Linked DNA regions of Homo sapiens: region 2 is linked to region 1. The links are chromatin contacts, found by Hi-C or POLR2A ChIA-PET in ENCODE. All regions are on one chromosome and are shown on one strand. The core of a region is the stretch at or near the end of the contact, and the rest is flanking DNA. Distances in the headings are between cores, read along the strand shown.

The links. Hi-C counts contacts between places; a loop is a spot of excess contacts on that map. ChIA-PET counts read pairs that join two places held with the same protein, here RNA polymerase II (POLR2A). Pooled maps may share reads with other maps.
Region 2: a loop to region 1 is called in a pooled map, with 2.3 times the contacts of the local background. The contact joins two enhancer-like sites. A Hi-C loop is called at or near these places in 1 of 50 pooled maps. POLR2A ChIA-PET finds 5 or more read pairs at or near these places in 3 of 52 experiments (CD8-positive, alpha-beta T cell, HepG2 and activated CD4-positive, alpha-beta T cell).

What each region holds. Positions count from the first base shown.
Region 1 is chr6:129,572,586-129,580,425 of GRCh38, forward strand. It overlaps ARHGAP18 (Rho GTPase activating protein 18), which reads right to left. Exons shown (of 15, transcript NM_033515.3): 14 at 7,485-7,546; 15 at 3,547-6,019. The coding sequence ends at 5,928. Among named protein-coding and RNA genes, the nearest start is that of ARHGAP18, 130 kb to the right of the region's middle. Within about 2 kb of position 2,851, at least 4 of the 41 ENCODE cell types and tissues checked have a DNase peak (open chromatin) inside an H3K27ac peak, as active enhancers do.
Region 2 is chr6:129,665,148-129,672,987 of GRCh38, forward strand. The region is part of intron 1 of ARHGAP18 (Rho GTPase activating protein 18); the gene reads right to left. Among named protein-coding and RNA genes, the nearest start is that of ARHGAP18, 41 kb to the right of the region's middle. RefSeq lists a silencer at 7,785-7,840. Within about 2 kb of position 2,629, at least 2 of the 41 ENCODE cell types and tissues checked have a DNase peak (open chromatin) inside an H3K27ac peak, as active enhancers do.

The DNA of each region.
Region 1 (7,840 bases), core at 1,601-4,100:
AAAAAGAGGGACTCCTCCCTAACTCATTTTATGAGGCTAGCATCATCCTAATACCAAAACCTGGCAGAGACACAACAACAAAATAAAATTTCAGGCCAATACCCTGATGAACATCGATGTGAAAGTCCTCAATAAAATACTGGCAAACTGAATCCAGCAGCACATCAAAAAGCTTATCCACCACGATCAAGTTGGCTTCATCCCTGGGATGCAAGTCTGCTTCAACATCCACAAATCAATAAACATAATCCATCACATAAACAGAACCAATGACAAAATCCACATGATTATCACAATAGATTCAGAAAAGGCCTTTGATAAAATTCAGCACACCTTCATGCTAAAAACTCTCAATAAACTAGGTATTGATGGAACATATCTCAAAATAATAAGAGCCATTTATGAGAAACCCACAGCCAATATCATATTGAATAGGCAAAAGCTGGAAGCATTCCCTTTGAAAACCAGCATAAGACAAGGATGTCCTCTCTCATCACCCTATTCAACATAATATTGGAAGTTCTGGCCAGGGCAATCAGGCAAGAGAAAGAAATAAAGCGTATTTAAATAGGAAGAGAGGAAGTCAAATTGTCTCTGTTTGCAGATGACATGATTGTATATTTAGAAAACCCCATCATCTCAGCCCAAAATATCCTTAAGCTGATAAGCAACTTCAACAAAGTCTCAGGATACAAAATCAGTGTGCAAAAATCACAAGCATTCCTATACACCAATAATAGACAAACAGAGAGCCAAATCATGAGTGAACTCCCATTCACAATTGCTATAAACAGAATAAAATACCTAGGAATACAACTTACAAGGGATATGAAGGACCTCATCAAGGACAACTACAAACCACTGCTCACAGAAATAAGAGAGGACACAAACAAATGGAAAAACATCCCATGCTCACGGATAGGAAGAATCAATATCGTGAAAATGGCCATACTGCCCAAAGTAATTTATAGATTCAATGCTATCCCCATCAAGCTATCATTGACTTTCTTCACAGAATTGGAAAAAAATAATTTAAATTTCATATGAAACCAACAAAGAGCGCGTATAGCCAAGACAATCCTAAGCAAAAAGAACAAAGCTGGAGACGTCATGCTACCTGACTTCAAACTGTACTACAAGTCTACAGTAACCAAAACAGCATGGTACTGGTACCAAAACAGATATATAGACCAATGAAACAGAACAGAGGCATCAGAAATAACGCCACACATCTACAACCATCTGATCTTTGACAAACCTGACAAAAACAAGCAATGGGGAAAGGGTTCCTTATTTAATAGCGTTGGGAAAACTGGCTAGCCATATGCAGAAAACTGAAACTGGACGCCTACCTTACACCTTATACAAAAATTAACTCGATGGATTAAAGACTTAAATATAAGATCTAAAACCATAAAAACTGTAGAGGAAAGCCTAGGAAATACCATTTAGGACATAGGCATGGGTGAAGACTTCATGACTAAAACACCAAAAGCAATGGCAATAAAAGCCAAAATGGACAAATGGGATCTAATTAAACTAAAGAGCTTCTGCACAGCAAAAGAAACTACCATCAGAGTAAACAGACAACCTACAGAATGGGAGAAAATTTTTGCAGTCTATCCATCTGACAAAGGGCTAACATCCAGAATCTTCAAGGAACTTAAACAAATTTACAAGAAAAAATCAACCCCATCAAAAAGTGGGTGAAGGATATGAACAGACACTTCTCAAAAGAAGACATTTATGCAGCCAACAAACATGAAAAAAAGCTCATCATCACTGGTCATTAGAGAATTGCAAATCAAAACCACAATGAGATACCATCTCATGCCAGTTAGAATGGTGATCGTTAAGAAGTCAGGGAACAACAGATGCTAGAGAGGATGTGGAGAAATAGGAACACTTTACACTGTTGGTGGGAGTGTAAATTAGTTCAACCATTGTGGAAGACGGTGTGGTGATTCCTCAAGGATCTGGAAGCAGAAATACCATTTGACCCAGCAATCCCGTTACTGGCTATATGCCCAAAGGATTATAAACCATTCTACTATAAAGACACATGCACACGTGTGTTTACTGCAGCACTGTTCACAATAGCAAAGACTTGGAACCAACACAAATGCCCATCAATGATAGACTGGATAAAGAAAATGTGGCACATATACACCATGGAATACTATGCAGCCATAAAAAAGGATGAGTTCATGTCCTTTGCAGGGACATGGATAAAGCTGAAAACCATCATTCTCAGCAAACTAACACAGGAACAGAAAACCAAACACCGCATGTTCTCACTCGTAAGTGGGAATTGAATAACGAGAACACATGGAGACAGGGAGTGGAACATCACACACCAGCGCCTGTCAGAGGTTGGGGGGCTAGGGAAGGGATAGCATTAGGAGAAATACCTAATGTATATGACAGGTTGATGGGTGCAGCAAAACACCATGGCACATATATACCTGTGTAACAAACCTGCACGTTCTGCACATGTATCCCAGAACTTAAACTATATTAAAAAAAAAAAAAGTTAATTATGCCTTCTTATCTTAGACATCCCTTCACTTACTTTCCCGGTTCACTGCCTTCCTTCTTGTCATAATCGTTCTGCTTGAAATGGACGTTGTGAAAAGCCTAATTTCAGCTTAGAAAAATGTCCTCTTCTACCGCCCTTCCCATTCAATGGATTAAGGATAAAAGCAGACAAACAGATTGAACATAGAAACTCTGAAATTATTTACAATTTCAGAATCGGTAATCAAAGCAAGAGCTCCACAGTGTTCTTACCTAGCTGCCTTGCAGATGCCTGGCACTGAGTCTTAGCAACTTCCCTATGAACTCGGGTTCATTTTAAAAACTTCCCGTAGTTTCGATTCAAAGGAATGCCTGACCAATACTGCCACCTACTGATGAGTAGGTGAGAAATCAGGACAATCAGATGGAGAGTCCAAACCAGTTTAATGAAAACGAAGACAGACAATAATGAAAAATTCCTTGAAGTCGGTAAAATAATCTGCCTTTCCCAGAGAGTACTAGTAAGGAATTTACATCGAATCCTACAGCAGCATTAAGCAAAGATTGTGTAAGTGCAAAGAATTACAATGACCTCTGATACAGTCTGGCTCTGTGTCTCCACCCGAATCTTATCTTGAATTGTAATCTGAATTGTAATCCCCATATGTTGGGGGAAGGATCTTGTGGGAAGTGACTGAATCATGGGGGCAGTTCCCCGTGCTGTTCTTGTGATTGTGAGTTCTCACAAGATCTAATGGTTTTGTGAGGGGCTTTTCCCCGCTTCACCCTGTGCTTCTCATCCTTCTCCTTCCTGGCACCATGTGAAGGACATGTTTGCTTACCCTTCTGCCATGACTGTAAGTTTCCTGAGGCCTCCCCAGCCATGTAAGTCAATTAAACCTCTTTATAACTCACCCAGTCTCAGGTATTTCTTCCTAGCAGTGTGAGAACAGATTAATGAAGCCTCTTTCAGAAAAGAGCATCACCAACGTTACCAGGACAACCAGTCCTCCTTTAAGAATTCAAATGTTTTAAACTCAAGGCAAATATATTTATTTTTATTTTGTCTCATACACACACAGAAAAACAAATAAAAATCTAGCCTGAGATTTAAAACTCACTAAGGAAAAAAAATCACAGCAAAAGCAGTAGGTTAACATCAGGATATTTATATTCAAGGCTCTATGGTATCAAGTTTTTTTTCTCTTTAGAGCCAGGCATGGTGGCATGCACCTGTGGTCCTAGCTACTCACGAGGCTGAGGCAGGAGGTTTGCTTGAGCCCCAGTGCTTGAGGCTGCAGTTAGCCGCGAATGCACTGCTGTACTCCAATCTGGAAAACAGAGCAAGACCCTGTCTCTAAAAAATTTGAGATTTTTTAAAGTCCATATTTTTTTGTTATTTAAACGTGATATTATTCAACATTGATGAACTTGGGTCGTGAGTTCTAAAAGGGATTCAAAATAAAATGGCATTTTCACTTTTTTAAAATTAAGATACTTTTTCATGATCAAAAATATGTTGTGTCTCCCTCCTGACCCTCCTTTTCAGGTAGGTAGCAAACGTTGCGAAATTTAGTTGGCATATGCTTCAGACAACCTTTTACTTAAATCATTATCCTCACTGCTATCTTTTTTTTTGAAGTTGTATACTCCTAAAATGTTTTAAGCACTTAATTTTTCTTTTATATTATTAATTGTTTTCAACCCACTAATAAGTACCATTTTGCTAATTGGGAAATTAATACATATTGTCAAAGAAACAGACTAAACTGTATTTTGAAAATCCTGAAGAATAAAAATTTGTAAAAGGAAAAAAACTAAAGACGAAAACATATTTACATCTCTGACATCTTCCTACTTTAAAAATTACAAAGAAAATAGAAAATAGAGGTGACTTTTAATAACAAAAAAGTCCATTTCTCAATATTAATAAAAAAAAAGCAAAAATACTCATAAACACATAGGATTAAAAGTAATGATTCCAAGAGAAGATAATTTAGAAAAAGGCATTTAATTACAAAATTTTCTTTTAAATAAAAAAGCAATGGCACGAATCACCACAAAATCATTTAAGTGATCATATCCACAGGCTGTTCTTGTAATTATATGCTAAAAATTTATGACTGTTCTCATTAACAGCATTCCCCCCCTTCATTAGAGACATCAAGAGCTTCTGAGAATGTGTAGTTTTTCCTAAAGTACTACTAAAAGTATCATGAACACCGTTTGTGCAGCATTCATTTACATCACCTTTTATTTACTATATTCTAAACTCATAAAATATTTAACATTTCTCTACTTCATTTCTTATTTACAGTACAGAGGCTCATCTCTTGTCACAATATGGTTTGTGCATTAAAATCCCTGGGAATAGTACTTTCAAGAACATTTTAATAAATTGACTCCGATTATTTAAAATAAGAACACAAACAAAAGCTTTTTCACCCAGAAGAATAATTCTTCCAGTAGACTTATTCAGGACTTAAAAAAAAAAATCCCTCTTTAAGTAAAATACATTCTTCAACCATTACTGGATTATACTATCATGCATATTTATAATGCTAATAATGACAACACGTAAAGCCAGCTATGACTTTTAAAATTCCATTTAGAAGAGTACAGTAGACAGAAAGTGCTTTGGCTTTCACTCTCTTGTTATCCATAATCCAATTATTATTTCACATGGGTATATTTTATTTATTCTTAGTATATAAGTATTTAATGGTTCAGTAATAACTGGCAGCTTCTGACAGTCCTATTTTCTTGGTCGCTGATACGGTTCTGTGAACATAAGTCAGATGAACTGAAAAAAAATGCAAATCACTTCCTGTGATACAGCAGGAAAAGGTGGAATGTTATTATTTGAGCAAATGATTCAAAGAGATGAATACTAACATTCTGTCGTGACAGGAATACTGTGAAATTAGGTATGTTTTAATGTGCTGTCTTCACAACTTGCCATACCTGGTATTTGTTATCTTTTTGGTCAAAAAGCAAACCTAACTGGGAAAGGGTAGATGTGAGGAGGTAATAGAGGTGAGAGAGCATATATTACAGTATATATGATTTTAGGAGAAAAGAATGGGAAGAGAAGACATTTCCACATATTAAAAAAAAAAACTATGTCACATCTGGACACATTTCACAGAGCATATGAAAACTGCCCACAAACTAATTAAGCCTCTTTACTCTCACTCCAGAAATTTTTTTTCTAATAATAACATTAATAATAATTAATATAATTCTGGCAGCAGCACAAATCTATGACTTTTTAAGGCTTAAGAGAGTCATTTTTAAATACTTGGGTACAACTGAATAATATGAGTCCTGCCATTTCTTTTATTTACACTCTTGACTCAGCAAGAATTATGACAGAAGTCCACATGGTTATCTGCAGCTTGTTAAGTCTTCTACAATGGCTTTGACTTTATAACCCACTCAGCATTTGGGTTAAGCTGATATAAATCCTTCATGTAAGTGTCATCATCAAGGCAGCGTTCCCCTGTTAAAATAGATGTTGTGTCAGTTTAATACAGCAGGTAGATTGGTATGCAATTTTAAACTTAAGCTTAATTATTTAACTCTTAAGTCTTGGACTTCAAAATACTTATTCTACTTTGGGAGGCCGAGGTGGGCAGATTGGTTGAGATCAGGAGTTTGAGGCCAGCCTGGGCAACATAATGAAACCCCATCTCTACAAAAAATACAAAAATTAGCTAGGCATGGTGGCTTGCACCTGTAGTCCCAGCTACTCAGGGGGCTGAGGTGGGAGGATGGCTTGAGCTCAGGAGGTGGAGGTTGCAGTGAGCTGAGATTGCGCCACTGCACTTCAGCCTGGGTGACAGAGGCAGACACTGTCTCCAAAACAAAACAAATAATAATAATAAAAAAAAAACTTCTCATTCTTTCCTGTTTCTCAAAATATTGTAAGAATTGGCCAACAATTGGAAAAATAAATTTGGTAGTCTTTCTCCAAATGAATAGGTTTCAAATTAATTTAGGAAGCTGAAAATACTTTGTATGATAGGCTTTTAAATAGTTCCTTAAAAGCTTAATCATCTTATTAGGAGGGGCAATGGTTTTGAATCCACCTAAGAAACTACACTTAATTCCCAAGATCTAAAAGGAAAATAAGAAATCAAATCTATTAATATTTAAATAACCTTTACTAATAGAGTTAACAATTCCAGGTTTCTAGTGTCATGGCCTATTTAAGAATAAACCTTCACATTCCTATATTTAACTTTTAATATTTACTAACATTTTTAATTCCCACAAAAACACCCTACAAAATTTATTGCAAAATTATTTTTAATTACTATTTTGAACTTAACATGATTTCATTTATTTCTTAATAATTTTACCCTTACCATTTCCAAGAGTCAAAAAAGAAAAAAAGATTATTTTAAATTTTTAAAAAGAGATGGTTAAGACTCACTGATAATTACAAAAGGGTAAAATATAAAACATGGTCAAAGTTAATTCATTCCATTTTTTAAATTACTAATGTGAATTTGAGTGTGTGTGCATGTGTATAAAATTTAGCAGGAAATCAACTATGGCAAAAGTAAATCTGCTTTTACTAAAAATATCTAATACTGTACTATAATAAAGTGTTATCTTAGCCTTATATAAGCTCAACTACTTCCTTTACTATGTGACATGAGTATATTACAAAGAAGAGAGTTTTGAAAAACTTGCATCATTAACCATTCCAGGAGTTATTCTTACTGTATAGGGAACTTGCCTTTGCTGAAATTGAACATAGATGGGCATTTGTACAGGCGCTCAAACAGAGCCTGAAGAGAAAGGTCAAACCATTAAAGAAATCCACAATATTCAGCAACTTATCTAAAGCATGGTATATTTTACTTCTAATTTCCTGTTCTTCCTCCAAAGACATAAATAATAACCACTGGCAATATCAAAACAGCATATAAAATGTAAAGAGAAAAAAAAGTGCTTACCAATATTTCCTCCAATTTCATACAAAAAAACTTCTCCTTTCTTGAGAGTCTGGGCAACCCCACTATGAGGGACAAAACAAACCGATTAGTTGTATCATCAAACAGCTTGCAAGTAAATCACTTTAACGTGCTTGGGGAATTCTGGCTGGTATGGAAAATTCATAACTTAGACACACTGTAATTATCTACACGTTTGTATTTTCCCATCTGTTAAATGTACCCAATAGGTAATAAAAGTATCACACCTGTAAATTAAAATAAACAAATGGAATTATACATCTGAAGGCAAAGTAGTAAACCAGTATCTAAATTTGTAAAATTCAAAAGAAAAGTTAATGTAACATTTCCGCTGCCAA
Region 2 (7,840 bases), core at 1,379-3,878, 92 kb after region 1:
TGCCTTTACATCAGCCCCAAACACAATACAGCAAAGTAGAACAAGGGTTTAATTCCACATTCTAACCAATGACAATCTACATCTGTCAAATCCTATTTTTAATAATCAAGTAAAAAGGCTGGTGCAGTGGCTCACGCCTGTAATCCCAGCACTTTGGGAGCCTGAGGCGGGTAGATCGCTTTGAGCTCACAAGTTCGAGACCAGCATGGGTAACATGATGAAACCCCATCTCTACTAAAAATACAAAAAAAAATTAGCCAGGTGTGGTGGTGCATGCCTGTAGTCACAGCTACTCAGGAGGCTGAGGTGGGAGGATGGCTTGAGCCCAGGAGGCAGTGGTTGCAATGAGCCAAGATCGTGCCACTGCCCTCCAGCCTGGGCAATAGAGCCAGATCCTGTCTCCAAAAAAATAAATAAATAAATAAAAAATAATCAAGTAAGAGAGCCAAGTCTTGCCTCCACTATGTTCTGCGAAAGAACCTTTCATAATAAAATGCTCTAAAATACAAACAGGTAGTTAATAACAACATAGAGCAGAGCAGAAGAGGTTAAGATCACAGTCTCCCTATCAGAAAAGCCTGGATCATATCCCAGCTTTGTTTGCTGCCTGCATGACCTTGATTAAATTGCTTAACCTCTCTGAACCTCGGTTTTTTCACCTGTGAATGAGAGACCAATAATGTTACCTCTTTTCAGAGTTCAGGAGAAACTTGAATGAGATACGTACATAAAACACATGCAATTTTCTTGGCACAGAGGAAAGTGCTCAATGATGTGCATCTCTTTCTATCAGGACTTTTAATTACAAGCTACAGAAATCAACTCTGATATCTTTGCCTGCTGCTAGTCTACTGGCAAAATAAATACATTAAAAATATAAATTAAAATAGAAAAAAATTAACTCTGATGAAACCAAGCAGAAGAGAATTTTATTAAAAGCTTACTAGGTGGCTCCCAGAATGTCCAAAAGCCAGGAATAATGCCTCAGATCACGCCATGGACTGATCCAGGAGCACCAGGGAGCAGCAGATGATGATGCTCACACCAGCAATGCCTGTAGCAATTGACACTGCCCTCTTTTTCTGTGGAAAAGAGGGTTATTCTGCCTCCCAGCAAAGCTCCGAAAGTAGAGAACTCCCCACACCAGAATGAGCGCTCAGATGCTGGGCAGCCAAAAGAACGGCAAGTGTCTAGCCACACCACTAATGCAATACAGTCCTCCTCCCTCCATATAATGGGGATTGGCTTCAGGGCTCCCTGTGGATACCAAGCCCTGTGGATGCTCAAGTCACTGAGTTGGCCCTCTGTTTCTGTGGGTTCTTATTCACAGGGCCAATGGTATACAGTATCCTCATCAAACCACCTTTGGAGCACCTACTAGTTGCTCATGCTACTTCCGTCACCAAGAATGCCCCTGGCCCTCTCCACACCGTTCAGCCACATCCTGGAGGCCCCCACTCTGGGATGCCTTCAACCTGACTCCAGGGCCTGCCTCCACCCTTCCCCAGCTACTTCTCTTGCAAAGTATCCTATTATAAACTGATTTACATCCTGACTATACCTGCACATACAGACACCAATGCTTCTTAGAAGTAGAGATCAAAAACAAGTGTATATACAGTTGTAAATACCACATCCTGGTTTACTAAACATTTCTGTGTATATCTCATCCCACAAATAAGGTTACAAGTCTTAGTTGATTGGGAACACCATTCTTTTCTCCTGTACCTGTTAAAAGCTATTTCCTATTCTTTGTTGATGCTTAATAGCACTTCCTTTAAATCTGGGATGAAGCATAGATTTTTTATACAGAGGGTCAAATGTCTAATTCATCTACAAATACTCCTTTGTTAAAAAAAAATTCAAAGTCTTATATGGAATGAGAAAAGTAATCAGTCAATATTGTTTCACAATATTGAAGCACTTACAAATTATAATACATTTTCATTTTATAAACTCATTTTTTTTAATCTAAAGGGAGTAAAAATATCTTCCCACTCTGGGAAGTAGGGGAACCTACACTGCCCCAATTTTACTAAGAAAAAAATATATTTTTTTTTCCCATGGAATAATATCCCCATCTTGTGGGCACTGTTGTTCAATGTTTTCAAAAATCTTAGCAACATTTTTAGAACAGTGACATCTCTTAATACTTCTCAGGGATAGATAGAATTGAACTACAACCCCTATTTGGCCCATAAGCCAAAAGTTCCCTGTATCTTTAATAAATGCTTTCTGCACAAAGCATTCAAAAATTTAATATAATCAAAATCTATAATGAGTCAGGCATCAACCAGGTCTATATCAAAAGAAAAATATATATGTGTGTGTGTGTGTGTGTGTGTGTGTGTGTGTGTGTTGTGTATGTGGATATATATGCATATATATCTTTAGATTCACGGGTACCTAAAGAGAATTCCTGCCGTGAAAGGATTCTCTACTCACATGAGTAATAAACTCATTCAGGAAACATATATTGAGATCCAAAGTGTCTAGTAAGGCATTGGCTATTCCCTTCAGGTCAGGATTTGCCAAGCAGAAGGCAATACATACATGGAGGGCAAGGAGAAACTGACAAGAAATTCACTGGTTCCCAGCAGGCTCTTGGCCAAGGACAGGAGTCTGATAATATCTGCCTGGGCTCTTGGCCAAGAGGAGGAAGGTTACTGAGCATTTAGAAATATGCATGCACAAAAGAATTGAAAATCAAGAAGGGAGAGGAGGGTTATGAAACAATGAAACAATGGAAAAGCAAGGGAAGAAAGCATCAGTGGTATCTTTTTCATCAAAGGAAAGGAAAGACATGCACATCTATCAAAAGGAAGTAAAATGGAAGTGAGGAAAGAGGCTGACAATAGTTTCCAACTCTTTCTCCCTCTGTATGTCAAATGCCCCTTGGATATGCAAGTAAATCTGCAACTTCAAGATACCATAGATATGTAAAGTTCCCTAGTCAGCTACCTGCCATCCATTTGGAATTATCGTGTAACAAGCTTATCTGGTCTTGTTTATATTAATTTCCCTCATTCAAATAGTTCTTCTCTAGAGATAATGTTTCCCAAGCCAGGACATGATATAAACCCACTATTTCTGGCCATATTTATTTCAGATGACCTTTTTCATTGAAGAAGGGTATCAGTGCATGGAGCACATGTGCAATATAAATACAGCATCCTCAACCCCTAGTCCCCAAACCATCAATTTACCCAAATAATCACACACACACACACACACACACACACACACACACACAGACACACACACCATTAAAAACAGTCTATGGACTCAGTACATTTCAACATCTCCAAAATCTCTTTTAAATCTTTCTAAACCATAAGTCAGTCCCAGGGCAGCCTGGTCCATCTGGTCCCGATTCTTCAGCCTGATGTTCAAGACTCTATGAGCTCTGCCCAGCTTTTCTCCATTCCTCGTCGGGTTCCTCTCCCACTTCTCCCTTCAAGTCCCCCACTATGGCCAAACAGTACCAGCTGCCGGAGCCCACCAGGCACTTTTCCTACCCCAGAAGCCTTGCCTGTACCGTCCCCTTCTGTCTGACACCCTCCACACTTCCCTAACGCCCACACTGCAGTGAACGTCCTCCACTCGATCTCTAAACGTCTACCATGTTGTGCACTGCTCTTCTCCAACACTCACTGAATGACTCCACAATTATGATGAGACCCCTTTAGTGATAGTCTGAGGCTGCAGGGAGAATTGCAGGTTTTGAAGTCCAACAACCTTGCTGCTGACTGGACACAGAACTCTGGGTATAATATCTAACCTCTTTGAACACTTGTTTCCTTATTTGTAAAATGAAAGAACAATACCTATCATCTTGCATGGCTGTTAAGAGGACTAGAAATATTCACATAAAGGGCCAAATAGGACTGCCTCAACTCCAGAGAAATAAAACAATTACGCGGTGTCTGTAGGACAGGCTGTGTGCTCAGTGAAAACAGAGCCAGGCACTACTCTCCTCTGTGGTCTCCGTACTCCAACTGCTGTGCTTGGCATCTAACACGCACTTTTTTTTTTTTTTCTTGAGACGGAGTCTCGCTCTCTCGCCCAGGCTGGAGTGCAATGGCGAGGTCACGGCTCACTGCAAGCTCCGCCTCCCGGGTTCACGCCATTCTCCTGCCTCAGCCTCCCGAGTAGCTGGGACTACAGGCGCCCGCCACCATGCCAGGCTAATTTTTTTGTATTTTTAGTAGAGACGGGGTTTCACCATGTTAGCCAGGATGGTCTCGATCTCCTGATCTTGTAATCCGCCCACCTCGGCTTCCCAAAGTGCTGGGATTACAGGCGTGAGCCACCGCGCCCGGCCCTAACATGCACTTTTTAAAGTCAGGAAAAATAGGCCAGGCGCGGTGGCTCATGCCTGTAATCCCAGCACTTTGGGAGGACAAGGCGGGCTGATCACCTGAGGTCGGGAGTTCAAGACCAGCCTGACCAACACGGAGAAACCCCGTCTCTATTAAAAATACAAAATTAGCTGGGCATGGTGGCACATGCTTGTAATCCCAGATACTTGGGAGGCTGAGGCAGGAGAATCGCTTGAACCCAGGAGGCGAAGTTTGCAGTGAGCCGAGATCATGCCACTGCACTCCAGCCTGGGGAACAAGAGTGAAACGTCTCAAAAAAAAAAATAAATAAATTCAGGAAAAATAACTAAAATAATATAGATCAAAATGTTAATGAAGCTATATTCAAGCAATGGTTTTATAGGCAATTTATTGTTTTATTTGTACTTTTCAGTATTGCCTTAATTTTCTAGAGTGAACAAATATTATAAAAGTTATGCTAAATATATTCACTATGACACCATAATTTTGGCACACTATAATCCCTGTTACACATTGCAAGTAGAAATTACATCAACTTTGTATCTATTTATCTCTTATACTTTGTATAATTTTTCTCCTCAGGCACTTATGCTTGCATAAAGCTACTTTGCTGGACTGAAATAAAGACAGTTTTTATTAAAATTCCCCTTAAATTCAACTCCAAAACACCTCCTCAGAATTTTATTTGTGACTACAGTGTGTGCTAATTTGGTTATCAGGTTCAAGCTTTCTCTGGTCTAAATTCAACTTTTTTAAAAAAGGAAATAAACCTAAGAGAGCTTACATTATCACTTCATGGATATCTCATTATTTTGACATTCCCACTTTCTTATATGGTAGGTGTCTACAGTCACCTGGAGTTTTAGTATTTTAAATATTCTTCAATATATTGTGCAAAGTTAACGAAGTGGAAGATGGAGAAATTCTCTATTTCAGAACTGAGTGGCAACAATGTGCCCATTAAAATGAAAAGGAAGATCACATATCACAGGTAACGTTTTTCCTGCATTCTGGTAGAGAATATTCACACCGAGGATGGAGGGTGGTACCCTCTCATAATTTAAAAGCAAAACAAACTGCCTGAAGAGAAGGCTACGTTGGTGGACAGTTAAATTATTTGAAAAGTCTCTTATACCACCTACTTCGCATCAAAAGGAGACTCATTCAGATTCACCAAAAGTATGTGAAGTCGTAACTCTTTTTTTTTTTTTTTTTACTGCCTCCCCCCACCAAGACTTTCTCAGCCTACTCCCCTCCTCTAGGAGCTGCCAAATCACAATGCTCTGCTCCCCTATTCTCACCTGCTGGCATCAGCAGGAACCCAGCTCCCCGTCAAGACCCCCTCAGGTTCCTCCCCTCCACACAGATCTCTACTTCCTCAGGCCTTCCTGGAGTCCCAAGAAGTAGCTGACTTTTACCCAATTCCCAATCTGATGTCAGTTTTTAACACTTCCCAGTACTAAGCCCTTCCCAAGATAGAAAACCTACCTCTTCAAATCATAACATTTGCAGTTACAGTATCTTAGAGATGTCAGGAGTTAGAAGCCATGGACACCCTCTAGTTCAGTGGCTGTCAACCTTAACACACTTGTCTTTAACCTAATACCTATTTTATAATCTTCACCTTTATGATTCTGAAGTAAAGTTCAAGTAATTTATCTATACATAATCCTGTGTGTATGCATATGCCCTTTATGATAATATTAAGGAGAAATAAAGGAAAATAATTTAAAATAGGTTTCTCAATATGTGCCTGGACACTAACAGACATAAAATGAAGTGGTCAACTGTTTATTATATTTACCTATAGAATGAGTTCACATTTGGAAAAAAATAAGATCAGAAAACATTCTGCATGAGAAATACAAAAATTAAAAGGATAAAGGGACACGTGTGTTCATCTTCACAAATGAAGATGTGAATTAGGGCCAGGCGCAGTGGCTTATGCCTATAACCTCAGTGCTTTGGGAGGCTAAAGTGGGAAGACTGCTTGAGCCTGGGGGTTCAAGATCAGCCTGGGCAACAAAGCAAGACCTCATCTCTATAAAAAAAAATTAAAAATTACCCAGGTGCAGTGATGTGAGCCTATAGTTCTATTAATAGCTACTCGGGAGGCTGAGGTGGGAGGATTGCTTGAGCCCAGGAGCTAGAGGCTACAGTGAGCTATGATCGTTTACCTGCACTCCAGCCTGGGTAAACAGAGTAAGACTCTGTCTCTAAAAATAAAAAATAAAAAACTTGAGTTAGATTAAGCAGAGGTGAGACTGACTTGTACATGACATCTTCTCAGGAATGCCAAATAGGTCATTCTAGACACCAGACAATTCTTTGTTTGGCAAGTCTGTCCTGAAATTGTAGAATGTCTAACACAGCTGGAACCTGCCCTGCAAATGATGGGACAACATAAAACACCCCCACAAATTCTCAAAATACCCTTTAGAGGGCACTACTGAGAAGTACTGATCTAGTTCACCCCATTTTGCCTCTGAGAACACAGAAGTTCGGAGAGGTTAAGTGATTACAACACTCACAGCAGGAACAGGTCACAAACCATGACAAAGTGGGTTCCAGAAACCAGTCTCATATCACCACCCACACGTACACGCGCACACACACACGCTTCCTCTCCCCTTTCTTCTACTCCTGGCTCAGATTTTTCATCTATGTCCTCTGCAATCATCGCCATTCAAATTTAACCGTCTGTGTCCCTCTGACCCCACCCATCCCAGGTTCTTCTGAATTGTGTGTGCCAACCTTACTCTCCACGGTACATCAAGTCTCACTAATGTGGCCACAACCTTGGCCTTAACTCAGATCACAAAGATCTCTAACTTAGCACAGCCTCCTCACTGTCTCTGGGACCTTCCAGTTCCATCCCTTTATGTCAGTTCCTTCCTTCCCACTCCCAACTCAGCACCCAAGAGAACTCATTCAGCATTGCTCCCTCAACATTACCCATTATGTGTAACATGGGTCTTGGTTGACACCCACTGTTGGCTTTTTCCTTAGTCCTTACTACACAGAAGTGTGACGTATATTAAGTTCCATATCTACACAGGCTTGCAATACTTCCTACTCACCAAACACAGTACGATTCTATTCAGTGTAGTTCTAGTTGTTTAAACATTTTTTTCCAATGGCTGTCCCCAGTATGCTGAGCTAATGCCTAATTCAATCAACCTATAGGAAACAACTTTGCTTTTATAATAATTAGGCAATAAATAATGAGGATGCTCCTTCCAATAATGTCTTTGTTCATGCTCTATGGCTAAGAAGAATGCCCTCTTTCTCAAAAAACATATTTCCTTCAAAATCTGGTTCTTGTTAATATCCTCAGTAAAGCTTTCAAGACCTTAGCACATATTAATCTCTGAATTCTCAACTTATTAACAACGACAGACTTTCAGAGAAGAAAGAAATCTACAGATTACCTAGTCAAGTCATTTTATTTTACAGATGGAGAAACTGGAACTCAGAGAAGGGAGCAAGCAGTCTCC